Linked DNA regions of Mus musculus: region 2 is linked to region 1. A link is a loop called in an ENCODE intact Hi-C map of the cell type or tissue named here. Cell type or tissue: left cerebral cortex. All regions are shown on one strand.

Evidence for each region. Peaks named below come from ENCODE experiments on the same cell type or tissue, not always from the same donor. Only the 100,000 strongest peaks of a DNase experiment are listed, where the experiment ranks them.
Region 2: it touches region 1 in a loop (3-fold over the local background); 4 of 42 quality-filtered maps call a loop at or near these places.

Annotation. Positions count from the first base shown.
Region 1 is chr9:122,565,425-122,573,424 of GRCm38, reverse strand. It overlaps 9530059O14Rik (RIKEN cDNA 9530059O14 gene), which reads right to left and starts at 924. Exons shown (of 2, transcript NR_015610.2): 1 at 661-924. In left cerebral cortex, CTCF peaks have their summits at 1,064 and 4,176; DNase peaks (open chromatin) are centred at 1,602, 1,789, 4,253, 4,660 and 2 more places; H3K4me3 peaks cover 3,513 bases; H3K27ac peaks cover 3,101 bases.
Region 2 is chr9:122,682,704-122,690,703 of GRCm38, reverse strand. It overlaps Mir138-1 (microRNA 138-1), which reads right to left and starts at 7,828; the gene lies at 7,730-7,828. In left cerebral cortex, a CTCF peak has its summit at 3,324 (motif pointing right); a DNase peak (open chromatin) is centred at 3,333; H3K27ac peaks cover 448 bases.

The sequences.
Region 1 (8,000 bases):
AAATACCTACATCTCTACTGCCTTGCATTTAAAACAAAAACTTTACAAAAACGCGAATTAAGTTATTTTCTCCATCTTCCCTCGTAATTCAACACTTTAACGCATATTTTCTGCCAAAAAGTCATAAAGTAAAAATGGTGTATCCTAGGCGCTTCCAAGTCTCACACATCCTTGGCAGAATAACCTGCAGCACAGGGGTAGATCAGAAACGGAGGGGGTTAGCTGGTTAGCAACATCTACAGCCACTGTTTCTTCTCTCCTTGGCATTTCAAGTGGCTTTTGGGGACAGAGTGACGGGACCAACGCAGAGGCTTCGCCCTAGCCCTACCCAGGGCTGATTCTCAAAAGGGCCCCCGCCCCCCACATTCAAACACGCCGGGTGTACCCAGCCTGCGCCAGCTAGCTAGAGCTCCCGGCTCCTATCTGAGTGTCTTTTCAACCTTTGTCAAGTATCTCAAGACAAGAATTCCTCAAATCAAAGCGCTTTCCCAAACCAGGGACTGGGGAAACTCGAAAAAGAGGCCCAGAAGGCGAGTGACTTCGGACTTGTTCTGCAAGCTTGACTTAGTCATTACACCAAACCTCCTGTGCCCTAGAGGATCCCGGGGTTCCCACACAGTAGGAGGGCATCCCATGCCTGCGCTCCCGCTGGGCACTCACCTACTGCTAGAAAAGAAGTCACAATCTGTGGTCCAGACTTCCGCCGCAGAGAAGCCCAGCACGCCCACCCAGAGGGCTAGCGCGCCTCCGCGGGTGGTCGGATCACAGGGTGCCGAGGGTACCCACTGAGGTGGCCGGACATCTGGGTGTCTGAGCGCGCCCTCCGAGGTAGTCTGATCGCTCGCGCCCGGTAGGGCGGTGGGAACCCGGGCAGCTGCTGCGAGGAGCGCTCCCGGGCGGGTCCGCGCCGAGCTCGAGCGAGCGGGCGAGCGGGGCGGGAGGGGCCATTTGTAACCGAGCAGACGCTACCACCGCCCCTTACTCGCGGGGGGCGGGGGCGGGCGGTCAGGTGATGGCGGCCCACCCCGCGCCGCGGAGCCCGGTGGTTCCTGCCCGGGAGGAGCCCCCTGGCGCGCTCTGATTGGAACTCCCGCTGCAGTAGGAGGGGGAGGGGGACACGTGACCGCCCGACTGGGCAGCCGGCGCGCCCCACCCGCTATGGGCACCCCATCTTTCCTCCCGGAAAAGCCGGGGAACACAGGGAAGGCGGGGGAGCACGCAAGGTGCAACCAGCTCCTTTAGCTGCAGTGCCGGGTGATCACCGCAGCTGAACCTGGGAAGGCATTCACACTACCAACCGGCCTTCACAGTCCTCCGCCCTGCCCTTGGCAGTAGAACCCTCCCTCCTCTGCTGCAGCCCCCCCCCCCCCCACACACACACACTGACACTCTGAATAGACCCCACCGGCACTTCATAGTCAAGCGTGACCCCTCCCCTCTCTGTCTCTTTCTGCGCACCGGCGAGAGTGAGTACCCGAGAACAGCTTAAGGCGATGCGATGCATTGCAGACACCGCCCAGTTCCAAGGCTAGAAAACCCCGCAACCCACGACTAGACCACGCCCGGGAATGCCTGATAACTCCAAGGTCTACAAGGTTCTGAACTCGAACAGGCTCCCTCAGGAGAAGGGAACCGCAGTAGAAGGCCCACCCTCCCCAGAGAGGGCAGTGGTCTTCTGAGTGCAAGTCCAGTCCTCAGCCCAGGGGAGCAAAGATCCAATAAAGGTCAAATTAAAACATAAGGTAGTGACGCCGCCAGGGACGTGCCTCATGGTTGTGGGAAGCCGGCAATTAACCACCCACGACCGGGCGTTGCTTTTCTCTCGAATGTGAACGCCCTCGGAGTTGCGCTGTTCCATGCTCGCTCCAGTTCTCTGCAGAGAACGGATTCTGCAGCCTTGCACTCTGCTTCCCCATGACCCCCTCCCTTGGTTGCACCATCCTAGATGGCAGGAATTCAGAGAAAATGCGGTGTCACGTCCGCTGCGACGCCCGTGGACGCGTCTGCGACAACCCCAGCAGCACATGGGGACCGTGAATCTGCTCGCCACTTGGGCCATACTGTGGGCATTCTTATGAGATTATTAGAAGCAAACTGTCTCTCTCTACACTGGCTTCTTTCTAACTTCTGTCCAAGAGAGTTTTGTACTGTATTTGGACGTGGATGCGGTTTTTGGCCAAGGCAGAAACCGCATAGTCCAAAGCACAGATGGGGGAAGAAGGTGGGACTTAATGGTCCCATTGCACTCCAACTTCCCTCTCAACCTCTACCCGCGAAGCAACGCCTCCCTTAACCCAGAGGGTCTTTCCCCAACCCCTTCATGACACTTGTGTGCTTCCCTGGGCACAGGACAAATGTCCAGCAGGTTTGCTTAGTAGGAAGCTTAACTGCATGCAAAGCTTCGGGCACCAACGCTAGACAGAACTTTGGAGGACTCCGAAAAGCTACCATGGGAGAGAGGGGCCTGTCAAATTAAGAAGTATATTATTTTCCAAGCAGATGCCTCGCTGCCCTTCTCAAAACTACACTATATATAAAAGGGGGAAAATAATCCACTACACACACACACACACACACACACACACACACACACACACACACACACCTTTTTAGCAAGGATCTGGGAAGTTGAGAGAATACTGCTCACTTGTGGCATCGCCCGAAGAGATAATTCCTGAGGGTCTGGCGTGTATTCAAAGATATGATATCCGGTAGCCTAGACAGGAAGGAGGTGAATACTCCTTCAGAGTCTCAAGGTTGTGATTTTGAACTTGAAACTGTAGATCCTAATTTTTTTGTTTTTGCCTCCCTCTCCCTTCAATGCTTTATGTTGCATATCTGGGAATGATGGTGGAGTTAAATGCAACACACACACACACACACACACACACACACACACACACACACGTTGGGTCCGGCACAGCTGGAGATGTGTGGTATCAGATCCTGGACTTTCACGTGTCCGACCCTTGAGTACCATTGAGAGAGGCAGCCCAGAGTGGCTGATGCAGAGACTGACACGCCTTGTAGTGTAGGGAGTGTTCGCGACAGTGTCTGAATTGGGGTAGGTCCCTGACTTCGAGCCCTGCTTGTCTACAGGGTCACGCCCTGTTGAGAAAACACACAACAGCCGGGATGAATGGGGATGATATTGAACAGGACAAGTCGCTGCAGAGCATTTGCTTTCAGCGTCCTCCTGCGGCGCGGTCAGAGGTCTGTGGAACTGTGCCTTCGGAGTGACCACACCTCAGGGTTGTGAGAAGCTGCTTAATGGCGACAGGGGTGGGGCATGTTGATAAAGTGCAGAATCTGACCTGATTTTCAATCTAAAAGGGATCTGGAAGTATCGACGGGTCAATCTTGGGAAGCTACGAAGAGGGCGTGGTGGAATGGGACAAATGGCAGGTTTGGGGTCCCAGGGTGAAAAGGATTTCGGAGGCTCCCTGTCTGCAGGCATGTCCTCAAGAGCTGCGCTAAGCGTCATCATCCCCTTCTATAGGCCAGGCACGGTCCCCCTCTCTTTCCTTCCTCCAAGTTCCTGTGGCTAAATCCCTGCACACTGGCCAGCACCAGTAAGATTCTGAGTCGGCAGTCTCCCCTCTGCTCATTACTAGAGCGGACCAAGGCCTGCCTGTCCGGTCCGCTGTGCGCCTGGCAGGCACCACATTGATCCTGTCGTCTCGTTCCCGCCTACCGCAGGGTTGCTGCAACAGTGGGACCGCTACCTTCTCATGCTTTCTGCCGTTCCACCCCACCCCCACCCCTGTTGGCTGTTCACCTCACGCCCGCCCACCATCTTCGTCCCCAGCGCACTCTGCTGCACCCCCACTAGGCGCGCGTGGCTGCCCAGGGCTGGGCGCAGCCGTTGCGGGGAACCCACGACGGCGATCCGCTGCTGCCCCGGCTCGGGGTCCACCAACGTGGAACCTGACTACTCCTCCAAGGTCCCGGGCTCAGTTGTGGGTAGAGTCCCCGCAAACCCCTAATGTGCTCCGTAGGCAGGTCAATGTCCATATGTCTCTGCCCCGTCATCCCTAGTCAGGGGTGTGGGCGAAAGGTTTGGAAGCTCCAGTGTCCCCAACCACCCTTGGACAAAGCCTCCAGCTTTCCGGTTTCCCACTCGGGAGATTCAAGGAGGCCCGGGCAGCGGGGAAAGGACGCGCGTGGAGAGCGCCTCCAGGCGTCGGGCCAGGATGTGGCGCGTCCCAGCCCTCCCCAGCGCGGTTGCTCCCGCGCCTGCACCCGCGCTGCGGTGCTGCAGAGCGCAGGCCGGGCGGCGCCGGTGGCTCCACACCCACGTGCCTGGGTGAGCGCGCCCTCAGCCAGCCGCTGCTCCTCGGCTGGCGCCGGCGGGATCTCCGCAACGCCCCACCCTCTCCGCACTCTCAGCCTCCTTGGCGTCTCCGCCGCAGCTTCCGAGACCCGGCGCCGCCTCTGCGAACCACGCTGCCCAGCACGCTTGCGGCGGTCGCCGGGAGGCCTCACCTCCGCTCTGGGTCCAGCACTCACCTGGTTCCGTGCGTGGCGGGGTTCGGTTACTGCTCCGGGGAGGTTCGTTCGCCGCCCATCACCTCCTGAAAGGTGCACGGGAGGGCGTCCCCGAGGCTCCAGCACCCTCCTCTAAATCCTTCTCCAACTGGCATTCTGCATGGTTCCTTCTTTGACAGGACGGCATGCTTTGCCTTGTCGCATTCTTTCTGGGCTTTGCCTCTCGCTCACATCAACGCCCACCTCTACACACACCTGATCGCAGCGAGGCCAGGCCCTGAATTCTCCTCGCCCACTCCCAAATCCAACACTCCCGCAGTCCCTGACAGCAACGTGAGGGAATGGCACTTAAGAGAGGTAGTGTCCCCAAATTTAAGAAACAATCACCTGTCCCTTGTCTTTGTATGTTTCAAGGCATGTAAGACTACATACAGTCCAGTAGCATTCATACCGTTAGGAAATCAGACCAGAGGATTTTGAGAGAATCGTAGATTCACATGCAGTTCTAAGAAATAACTCACCCCACGCGCTTTTTTTTTTTAATGCTGTTTTCTTTCCGAAACAGGGTCTCATTGCCCAGGTTGACCTCGAATTTAACAGGTAGTCTAGGATGTCCTTGAACTTCTGCCCCTCCCCGCACCGCCCCCCCCCCCGCCCCCGCACCTGCACCTGAGAGCTGGGATTACAGGCTTGCACTACCAGGCCTGTGTGCATGGTGTTGAGGATTGAGCCCAGGGCTTCTTGGTGGTTAGTAAGAACTCTATTAACTGAGTTACAGCCCCTAAGCCCCTAACTAACAATTGTTGAAAGTACAAACAATACCCTATCACTGGATATCAGTTGAGCACTGATGCACCCCGCCCCCCACCTGTAATTACACCTGTACTTCTTTTATTCACACATGCAATTTTGGGTAGATAACACCACTGCTGACACAGCAAAGTCTCTCTTTCTCTCTGACAAGCAACCCCAGAGAACACTCCTCACTCCAAGTTTTGTCATTTTAAGATTGTTGAATAAATGGAATTACATAGTCATGTAGTCTTTTTCTTTGTCCTTTCATTGGAGAAAAGAAAAGAAAAACAACCCAATGTTATTTCCTGGAATTCCATCCTACTTACCACGGTTAATAGTTGGTCAATGGATTGCTTTTATGGCCTGAGGGTCTCCTGGGTCATTCAGGGTCATCCAGGGGTCAGTGTTTAACTGTGACACGGGGAAGCACACCCTTCAAGGGCTGTTTCTCTATTTTGTTTATGGATAATGATTTTATAAACACTGCTCTGCAGGTTTATGTGGGAACATAGCATTTCTTGGGAATAGACACCCAGGAAAGTAATTGCAGGGCTGTGTATTCATATAAGACACTGTGGATGTCTTGTTGAACACCCGCACTGCTCGACATGCACAGTGGTAGTTTGTGGTCCCACTTATCAGCACGTAGTATGGTCAGTATTTGGTGCTTTAGCTGTTCTGACAGATGTAGTAATCGCTCAAGAAAACGCACATTTCCCTGAGTGCTAATGACAGTGAACATGCTTTTTTAAACAACGATTTAGTTTTGCTGTACACTTTTTAAAAAATAAAATATCTGTTCACATCTTTTGCCCACATCCCATTTAGAGTGTCTGGTTTGTCTGTTCATTTGTTTGGTTTCAGCACTTAGGCCTGAACCCAGTGCCTCGGTCATGCCATGCAAGAAGAGTTCTTTGTGCATGAAGAAGAGTCTAGAATAGGTCCTCTGTAAGAAGTTCGCACATGTTTTGCCTGAGTCCCAGGCTTGTCTGTGGAGCCTCTTTTCAGGAATTTGCAGAACAGAAATTTCCAGACTAGATGAGACAGATGCAGTTTACCAATCTTTCATTTTGGTATTAAGCCAGAGAACTCGTCTAACCCTAAGTGTTGACAATTACCCCCAGTTTTAAGAGTATATTTGTTTATTTATTTACGTGTGTGTGTGTGTGTGTGTGTGTGTGTGTGTGTGTGGTTGTTACAGTAACAATGAAACCCAGGTGGTCGATTTATGTGGCTCTGCTTCGTGGTCTGCATCCTGCTCCATCAGCCTGTGTGCCTACCTAACCTTCACCAGTGCTGTGCTGTCTCACAGCTGAGTTGTCAGCCTTTGTACTAGGTTAAGTGTTCTTCTCACTTAATTCTTCTTTTCTTAAGGATTGCTCTAGCCATTCCACATACACTACAGAGAAAGCTTTCTCACACACACACACACACACACACACATACACACACACTAGAATTTTGTTAGAAATTGCATCAACTATAGATTGATTTGGGAGAAAGATTTTTTTTCTCTTTTAACATTGCTTCTTTTTGAGTATAGTGTATCTCTTATTACATATGCCTCCATTTATTTTTAATTTTCATTTTAGGATTGGCTTAGATTTATACCTAAGGATTTTTCTTTTTTTCTTTTTCTACCTTTTCTTTTCTTCTCTTTTCTTTATGGAGGTGTCTGTAAATGTTATCTCATTTAAAATTTTGGTTTCCATATGATCGCTGTTAGATGTATAGAGACACAATTAAAATTTCCATGTTTGGGCTGAAGAAAGGGCTCAGCTGTTAAAAGCACTCTTCCTCATCCAGAGGACTGGAGTTCAGTATAGCACCCACGACCAGCAGCCCAGAAGTACCTGTGACCCCAGCTTCAGGGGATCTCACACGCTCCTCTGACCTTGTTGGTACTGTAAACAGGTGCATAGATCCTCACACAGATACACACTTATAAAATATATATCTTAAAAAACTTACAAATAGAGCTTGATCATTGTGACCATTCAGACCTTACTTATCACATGTAGGATTCTCCTACAGAGGCAATCATGATGTCTCTGAGAACAAGGCACATTAGATTTCTTCCTTTATATCTCCATGTTTTCCCAACTTCTCTTATTTCAGTGGCTGCAAGCTCTTTGTTGGGCAACAATGCTGACATAAACAACCTACCTCATTCCCGATCTTCTGGGGAAAAAATCATTCACCATGAAGAATTCTAGATACAGGGCTTATAGATGTTTTTGACCTTTTCTATTTTACCATAAGGCACATTGTTATTATCTATTGGTTCTCAGATATAGAATCAAAGTAATTCACCTGTGTATATATCCCAATGGGCAAACATAGATTAATGATAATTTACACATATTTAGATTAAATTGTGGATTTTCACATCAAAGTTCATGAAAGATGCTGACAGGAACGTTACTACTTTTTTCTTTGTTTACAGTCTAGTTTTATGATTAGCGCCTCATGAAGTTAATTGGGAAGTATTCTGTTCTTTTATGTTTTATGGAGCACATTATGTAAACATATTGTTAATTCTTTACATTTTGGTAGAATTCTCTTCTAAAATCATTTGGCCGTGGACATTTTTTAAATGGCTGCAAATTTAATTTCCCTTAATGTTTATAAGGAGTAGATGATACAGTTAGTGTTGGCTGAGTGTTAGTTTTTAGTTTGAGGAAAATTAAATTACTTTCTAAATTTTAAACTTTCTT
Region 2 (8,000 bases), 120 kb before region 1:
GATCCAGAGGGTATTTCTTGTGCAATGATGGCTGTGCACCCTGTTAAAGGATGTGGTACCATGTGAGTGTAACAGGCTGGCTTTGGAGCTCATGAGAGGCAGCAGATGAGTTGGTTCTTGTCCTTAATAAGGTCAGCAAGTTGCAACCAGTTTCAAAGTGTGTCTGTGACAACCACAGGGTCACTGCTATAGGCATCTGCTGAAGGCTTTAGTGCCCAGGTTACTGATGGGGTTCTGAGCCCAGAGACCTTCCTGTTCTGCTGAGCTGAGCTAACATGCAGATAGCCTATGAGTCTCCCATGAGAATTATACACATTTGGCAGGCTGGGTATCTAGCATTCCAGCATCGACAGTAGAGGAACCCAGGACTGTTCACAGTACAGTCTTGCACCAGACATCAGCTGTATCCTAAGCCCTACTGTGTGACCTTTGGGGTGCACCCATGCAACAAAGTAGATAGTGAATCCTGCCCCGGGAAACTCAATGTCCGGTGGGAGGAGACCAGACCACAGGTGACTTTTGTGGGCCCAAATGACCTTCCCTCCAAAAAGGGATGATTGGGGGTTGTTTTCATTTTTATTTTTTCTCACTTTCAGCATGCTGGCCCCAAGCCCCAGGTTTCAACTTGGAGACAGTTAGGAACCTTTGAAATTACTCATGTCTACATAGCCGGGGATAGGTGGCAGGAACTGATTACAGAGTGTGAGCAGAATGCCTTTTAGGTAGTTGATCAGCACACCTCTGGGGGCATGATAGCCCAGCTATGGGACCTAAACCTGGTCCTCACATAAACGCTAGGAAGAATTTGCTCGCCTTCCCAGGGGGTGCTGGGTTCTGAGATGACACAAATGTTTAGCACATGGTAAATTCCACCAGGGTCCTGAGGGCATTGTCTTTGTCCTAGATCGTGAAAAACTCTGGTTCTGGGAACAAAGGGCTAGGCTGTATGGCCAGGGCAGGTTTCTTACCATTCCTGATCCACCTCTTGGCTGCTGGATGCCTAGCGAGTGCCAGAGGTCTGCCAGTCTCTGCCTCTCATCTGCTGGGACTACAAGGACATGCTGCTCCGACCACCTTTTTTTATGTGGATGCTGGGGATCAAACTCTGTTCCTCATGCTTGTATAGCGAGCACTCTACCGACCGAGCGCCGTTCCCAGCCTTTTCATTCCAATGCCTTTAAAAATAGCATTTCAGACGCCATGCGACACCGCTTCGGGGGGTTTTTTGTTAAGGAGAGAGAGGGAACAGCAGGTCAGACTTTTAATTTTTCCTCTAATTTTCCACTGAAAATCAGAATTATGGTGAACACCTCGGACTTCAATTCTGTCTCCAAGGCCCACAGGCTCTTCCCTCATCATTAGCAATACGTGCAGTTTCCTGGATTGTGACAGGATGTAGAATACAGCTTCCTCCTGGTCTGATTATCAGTGCACATGATGGAAAAGCTCAGAACTCTCGGTCTGAATTACTGTGGTTTTCTTAGGGAAAAATGTACTTGCCTGGGTCAGTATCTACCAAGAGGCTATGGCTTAGGTCTGGAAGGTCTTTGCCTCTCTGGTTTATCCAGAATGTATGAGGTCATCCACGAGGTGAACATAAAGGCTATCTATAACTACCACCAAGGTAAACAAGGACGATTACACACTCATTCTGAGGTCAGAGAGGCACAAGATTTAACTGTCAACACCACCTAGTGTTTGGTTGTCAGCCCAGAGGCCGATTTTTCTGTGATACCATAGACACGAGTGCTCTGTGCTGGACATGCCAGCCTCTCTGTTTCATACTTGTTCATGAAAGAGAGGTCAAATCAAAGGCAGGGCCTAGAGAAGCATTGGAGAAGGCAGAAGGTTCATGACTCTGAAGTGGTAAGCAGCCACTTCGGCCCCCCGGGGAGGTCTCGGTCTCAAGATCCTCTTCTTAAAACGAGGCTGCTGCGGACTCGGAGTAGAGCGCGCGAAGCCTTTGCAGTGTGCCGTGTATGAAGACAGCTAAGGCTTTGCATTGGTACCTGCAGCCTCCCTGTGGCAGGGATCAGACGTGACCTGAGCATCTTTGTTCAGAACATAAGAGGAGTCAGGACTCCACAGCCCAGGGCACCTGGAGTTTCAGAAACTGCTACTTAGTATTCAGTGAAAGCCATAAGCATCTCACATGGCTGCAGACTGTGGGCCAGGGAGCTTCTCAAACCATTTTCTTGACTCACTCCTTTCCAACATGGTCCCGACGGCTTGGTTTGGAATGTGTGTGTGTGTGTGTGTGTGTGTGTGTGTGTGTGTGTGTGTGTTTTACAGGTATGCATTACCGTATCTCAGATTTTCTTTTTCTTCCTATCAGTGTGCTGTGGAACTCCCTGGAGTGCTTGCCAATGCTCAGCACAACTGGGGTATGACTGGTCAATTGCATGCCCAGTAAGTTCCCAGGGGTGCTGAGGTTGGGGGTTCCAGCAACAAATTAGAAAAACACTATTTGATATTCAGTATTACAAGGAAACCTCCTTTCTGAATCCAGTTTTCCCCAAAAGTACTGACCAAGGCCAGCAGAACAGTCCGAAAGAATAAGACACTGGGTATTGAAGTGTGTGTGTGTGTGTGTGTGTGTGTGCGTGTGCGTGTGCGTGTGCGTGTGCGTGTGCGTGTGCGTGTGCGTGTGAGTGTGGATGTGGATGTGGATGTGGATGTGAGTGTGTCTGTGCATTCGTGTGTGCATGCTACAAGCCCACTGTGCCCACAGCTTTTTGTGGTCAGCAGTGGACCACTCTTAGAGAATCTGCTTTTTGGAGTTGGGCTATAAACATAAGGCCTCACAGTAGTTGTGATACAGAGAGCCTAAACTTACCACTTCCTGGGGAGATCATACGTAGGAAGAGCAGGGGAGAGAGAAGGGAAATCGGCTGGGGGTGGTGGTGGTGGTGATAGGGCAACTTCTAGTACTTGCCAGAGATCTGGGATGGGGAGAGGTCCCAGAAGGACTAAGGGGGCGACTCTAGCTGAGATATCTAGGAATGGGAAATATGGATCCTGAAGTGGCCACTTCCTACAGCCAGGCAAGACTCCCAGTGGAAGGATAAGGACAGCAATCCACTCACAAAACCTTCAACCTCAAATGTGCCCTGCCCACAAGATGTGCAGGGACCAAGATAGAGCAGAGATGGAGGTATTGTCAACCAATGGTTGCCTGAAATTGAGACCCACCCCATGGGCAAGAATCAGTCTCCAACACTATTAATGATACTCTGTTATGCTTGCAGACAGGAACCTAGCATAACTCCTCTGAGACGCCACCCAGCAGCCAATGGAAAGAGATGCAGAGACTCACAACCAAACAGTAGATGGAGCTCGGGAGTAAGAAGTTGGTAGAAGAGCTGGGAAAATGACTGAGGGACCCTAAGAGGACAGGGACTCCACAGGAAGACCAACAGAGTCAACTAACCTGGACCCTTGGAGGCTCCCAGAGACTGAACCACCAACCAAAGAGCGAGCACAGGCTGGACCTAGGCCCATTATATCAGACGAGCAGCTTGGTTTTCATAGAGATCCCCCAACATAGCAGGGATTCCCTGAGCCTGCTGCCTGCCTGCCTGCCTGCCTGCCTGTGGATCCTGCTAAATGGACAGCCTTGTCTGGCCTCAGTGGGAGAGGATGAACCTAGTCCCATAGCAACTTGATATACAGGGGTAGGATGGGGTGGGGTTGACACTCAGAGGGTGGAATAGGGGAGGACTTGTATGAGGGGCACAGGGAGGAGAGGAAAGGCTGATATTGGGTTGTAAAGTGAATAAATAAATTTAATTAAAAAAAAAACAACAACAACAACAAACCTTACCACTTCCTGTGGCACAGGCTGCTAAGAGAAGGCTACAAAAAGCAGGGCTGTACAGTCTTGTTTCTTTCCCACGGGTGTTATCAAATCCTCCTAAGTGGAGGGTCTAGAATGTTCTGGAGCAGGGACTGATGTTCTCAGTGAGTCACAATGCACTTTGGAATGAAAGACACACGATGGGCAGACATGTGTGGCTTGGAGTGGTGCTCTGGTGGAGTTGTGAACTGAGAAGAGAACCCAGAACTGTGCTCCACACCCCAAACACCGAGTTCCAAGTAGGCCCTCATCAGAATTTGCAGCTTCAGCCTTTGAAGGTCATATATAAACCTCAAAAGATCTTTCTGGTATCACGCCAAATTCAAATCGACATTCTTCTAGGCCTTAAAGGATTCCCTCATTTTCTCAGGATGTGACCTCATTCCATATTTTACAAGGTTTTAAATCATGTCCCATCACCAAAGCCCTTCAAACAAGGTTAAAACCTGTTATAAAGGACTGTGTGGTTGTTGGTGGTGGGGCACCTAGTTAAAGACACTAGGGTAGAAGGTTCTGAGAATACGGAGGGCTTTCCTGGGTCCCTGGGAGTGACCAAGCTCCTCTGCATCATAACACGGTGGCTCAGGAGACAGACTTCAGGGCCTAGGTTTGAACAGCAGGGACACTGGTGACCAATGACATGGATGTTACCCTGGTGGCACTTTCTGTTAGCGTGGGTCTACAGCCCACCCGATAGAAAAAATGGAGGAACCAAGGCAGCACCTGGCAGAAGATCTGCTCTACTGGTAGCTGTTGCTGCAACACTGCCAAAAGGAAATAAAAGATGCAGGACTCAATAAAGAGCAAGGGATGCTCAGGGGGGATGCCGGGAGGACATTCAGGGAGGATGCTCAGGGAGGATGCTCAGGGAGGACATTCAGGGAGGACGTTCAGGGAGGATGCTCACAGCATGGGCACACTCGCCCATTCATTTAGCAGACTTATTCTCAGTGCCAGTGAGCAGGGACAAGGCTGTAACAGTCAATGAGCAGAAGCCCTGCCCCCAGGCAAAGACGAACCCTGCCATGGAAGGCAGAAGGGCGGAAGCAATGAAGGCTCCAAGCATAGGGAATGCATCCTGCCATGTTCGTGGACTGGCAACTACCTGTTCTTCTTAAACTGGGAAACTAGAGCTCTCTGAAGTATCTATGAAACCACCAATCAGGCATCAGTCATGGGAGGATGGGCTGGGAGTATCCTGAAGCCTGGGCACCGGGGAGGGCAGGGGGATCTCGGAAGAGAACAGAAGGATGGGAAGGGAGAGGATTGGGAGAGAAGGATCTATACCCATCGCCAGGCCTTCTACAGGGAGGGCAAGGTCAGGTCCTTATAGTAGCTCAGCCCCATGGGGGGCTTACGTGGTCTGAATGTGTGTTTTGAGAAGATGATTATGAGCATGCAGAAAATATGGGGCTAGAGAGAATGCAGTGGGGCTGGGCACAGCGAAGGAACCTGCACAGACTGTGACCATAGTTACCACCTGCCTCATGGTCCCTGATGGAGAGTCTGATGCAGCAGGGGACATGGAACCAAGGATTCCATAGGTGCCTCACAATGAAGCTGAGTCAGGATTCTCAGAGATGTGAGGTTTATGGTTTATGTTTTCTAATGAGATGCTAGGGAGATCATTTTGAGAACTCCTTTTAGTCTGAAGGCAAACACAATTTAGTACAAATGCCACATCTATCCTTAGAGGTTTAGGAATGGGGTGAGGGACAGGAGATTGTAAGAAACAAGAGGTTCTTCTTCCCAGCTTTAAGGTGACAGAGACATAAGTGGCTCTGGCTCACCCAGGATCTGTCTGGGTAACCTTTATGCTGGGCAGTGTTTGCAGAGGACTTGTCCTGGGTTTTCCCCACTTCCTATGAGGCCCCAGCACAAGCCTCATGCAAACAGTTTGCAGCACAGGGTTCAGGGTGCCTTAGGCTCCTTATGCTACACAAAGGCAGAGAGGGGGATCTTTATTTTTCCTTAGTATGTCAGAAAGGATGCGATGCAGCTTTTAAGAGTCTGCCTGGGCTCTGAAAAATGGTGCCACAAGTAATTTTGTTAGACACAAAAATACTGAAGTTCAGGAGACCTTAGGTCTTCAAGTCTAAAGGGACTCTGGCTATGACCTGGGGCTAGGAAACCACTTGCCAACACAACAACATGTATGATCTACAGGAGCCTCCGACATCACCGTGCTTGGCTCTGGTCAGTCTTTGTCACAGACAGGCATGTGCACATGTGCCCAGTGGAAATATTGCTCTTAAAGGATGGAATCAGCTGCTTAGGGAATCTGGGACCATTTGGGACACAAACACAAGCTGCCCCTACAGGGGGCTCTATGAAGGCTACAGTGGAGTCACCATCTAAGACCATCACCCTTTGACCAGCTTCTCCCTTCTCCACTGCCCAAGACAAAGATACCATTGCTAATATCAAAACAAAGAGCTGGAGAGATGGCCCAGTGTTTGTTGGCATGACAACCTGAGTTAGATCCCCAGCACCCACCTAAAAGTCAGGCATGGGGGCACACATTCTGGGAGGCAGAGTCAAGAGGATCCCCAGGGCTTGCTGACCAGCCACTCTAGCTGAATTCATGAGGTCCCAGCTCAGTTAAGACTCTACTAAGAAAATAAGCAGGATGGTTGGTGAGATGGCTCAGCAGGTGAAGGTGCGTGTGGCCAAACCTAGGACCCACAGGATAGAAGGGGAGAACTAACTCTTGCTAGTTGTTCTCTGACCTCTACATCAGTGGTTCTCAACCTTCCTAAAGCTGCAACCCTTTAATATACAGTTCCTCATGTTGTGGCGACCCCAACCATAAAACTATTTTTGTTGCTACTTCATAACTGTAATTTTGCTACTGTTAAGAACCGTAACATAAACATCTCTGTTTTCTGATGGTCTTAGGGTAACCCCTATGAAAGGGTCATTTGCTGGGTCAATGATCCCCAGATGGAGAATCATTGCACTACCGGTGTGTTATAGCACTAACATGCATACACAGAGACACTTAAATAAGTAAATAGATGTGGGGCTGAGGAGCAGGTTATGAGGTTTAAGGATGGTTTTTCCCTCTTGCAGAGGTTCAGTTCCCAGAACTCACATGGCTCTTCATAACCCCTACAGCTCTAGTTTCAGCAGATTGGACACCCATCTTCAGAACTGCTCAGGCGCCTACACACATGGTACACATAAACTCACATAGGCAATACACATACATAAATAATTAGAGTTTAATTAAAACTGGTTTTACATCCCCCATACACATGCACACACATTCACACCCACACATATACACACTTAAAAAAAAAGTAATAGAAAAATAAAAGGAAAGGAAACAAAGGGGGAAAGGGCCTGGTTCTATAGTCTCCGTGTGTTTCCAGACCCTCTGAGGAGACATTCAATTAAGAGTGCTCAGCCTTTCTAAGGGCCTGAGAACATCTTCTTCTTCCCTCACCCTGGGAGACCTGTTTGTTCTGTTGCCTTTGTGGGAAGCTAATGCTGCCTGGAGTTGGTGCTTTCTTCTGAAGTTGAGCTTTGTGTTACAATAAACAGCAGCCTCAGTTACACCATAGGGCAGGAGCTGGAGAGTAAGCAGAAGTGGTCTGGAGCCAGCGGGAGGAGTCCTGTAAGGACTGGAGGGGTGGGGTAGGGTGGGGTAAGGTGGGGGTGGGGCGGGGAGGGGAGGGGTGGGGTAGGGTGGGGAGGGGAAGGGTGGGATAGGGTAGTGGGGAGAGGGGTGAGGTGGGGAGGGGTGGTGTGGGGTAGGGTGGGATAATGGGGTGGGGTATGGGGTGGGCTGGGAGGTTTCCTCACAGGCAGGTGCTCTTGCTGGCATCCTGGTGCTCAGGTGTCTGGATGCTTGTTGCTTGCTGCTCGCTGCTTGCAGTGCAGTGTGGCCCTGGTGTTGTGAAGTAGCCGTTCTCTGATTGGCAACGGCCTGATTCACAACACCAGCTGTCCCACAACACCATGCTAGAGGTCTCTGAAGTATGGAGAAGGGGTCGCCTCTGCTGTACGTGCATCACTGCACCTCTGCTCTACGTGCATCACTGCTGGGTGGTCCTGGGAAGGCAGATGATTGATGATCCAAAGGTGGCTCTGCAGAGCTGTTGCTGGGAGGAGGGGAGACAGGATGACAGTGAGGAGTAAG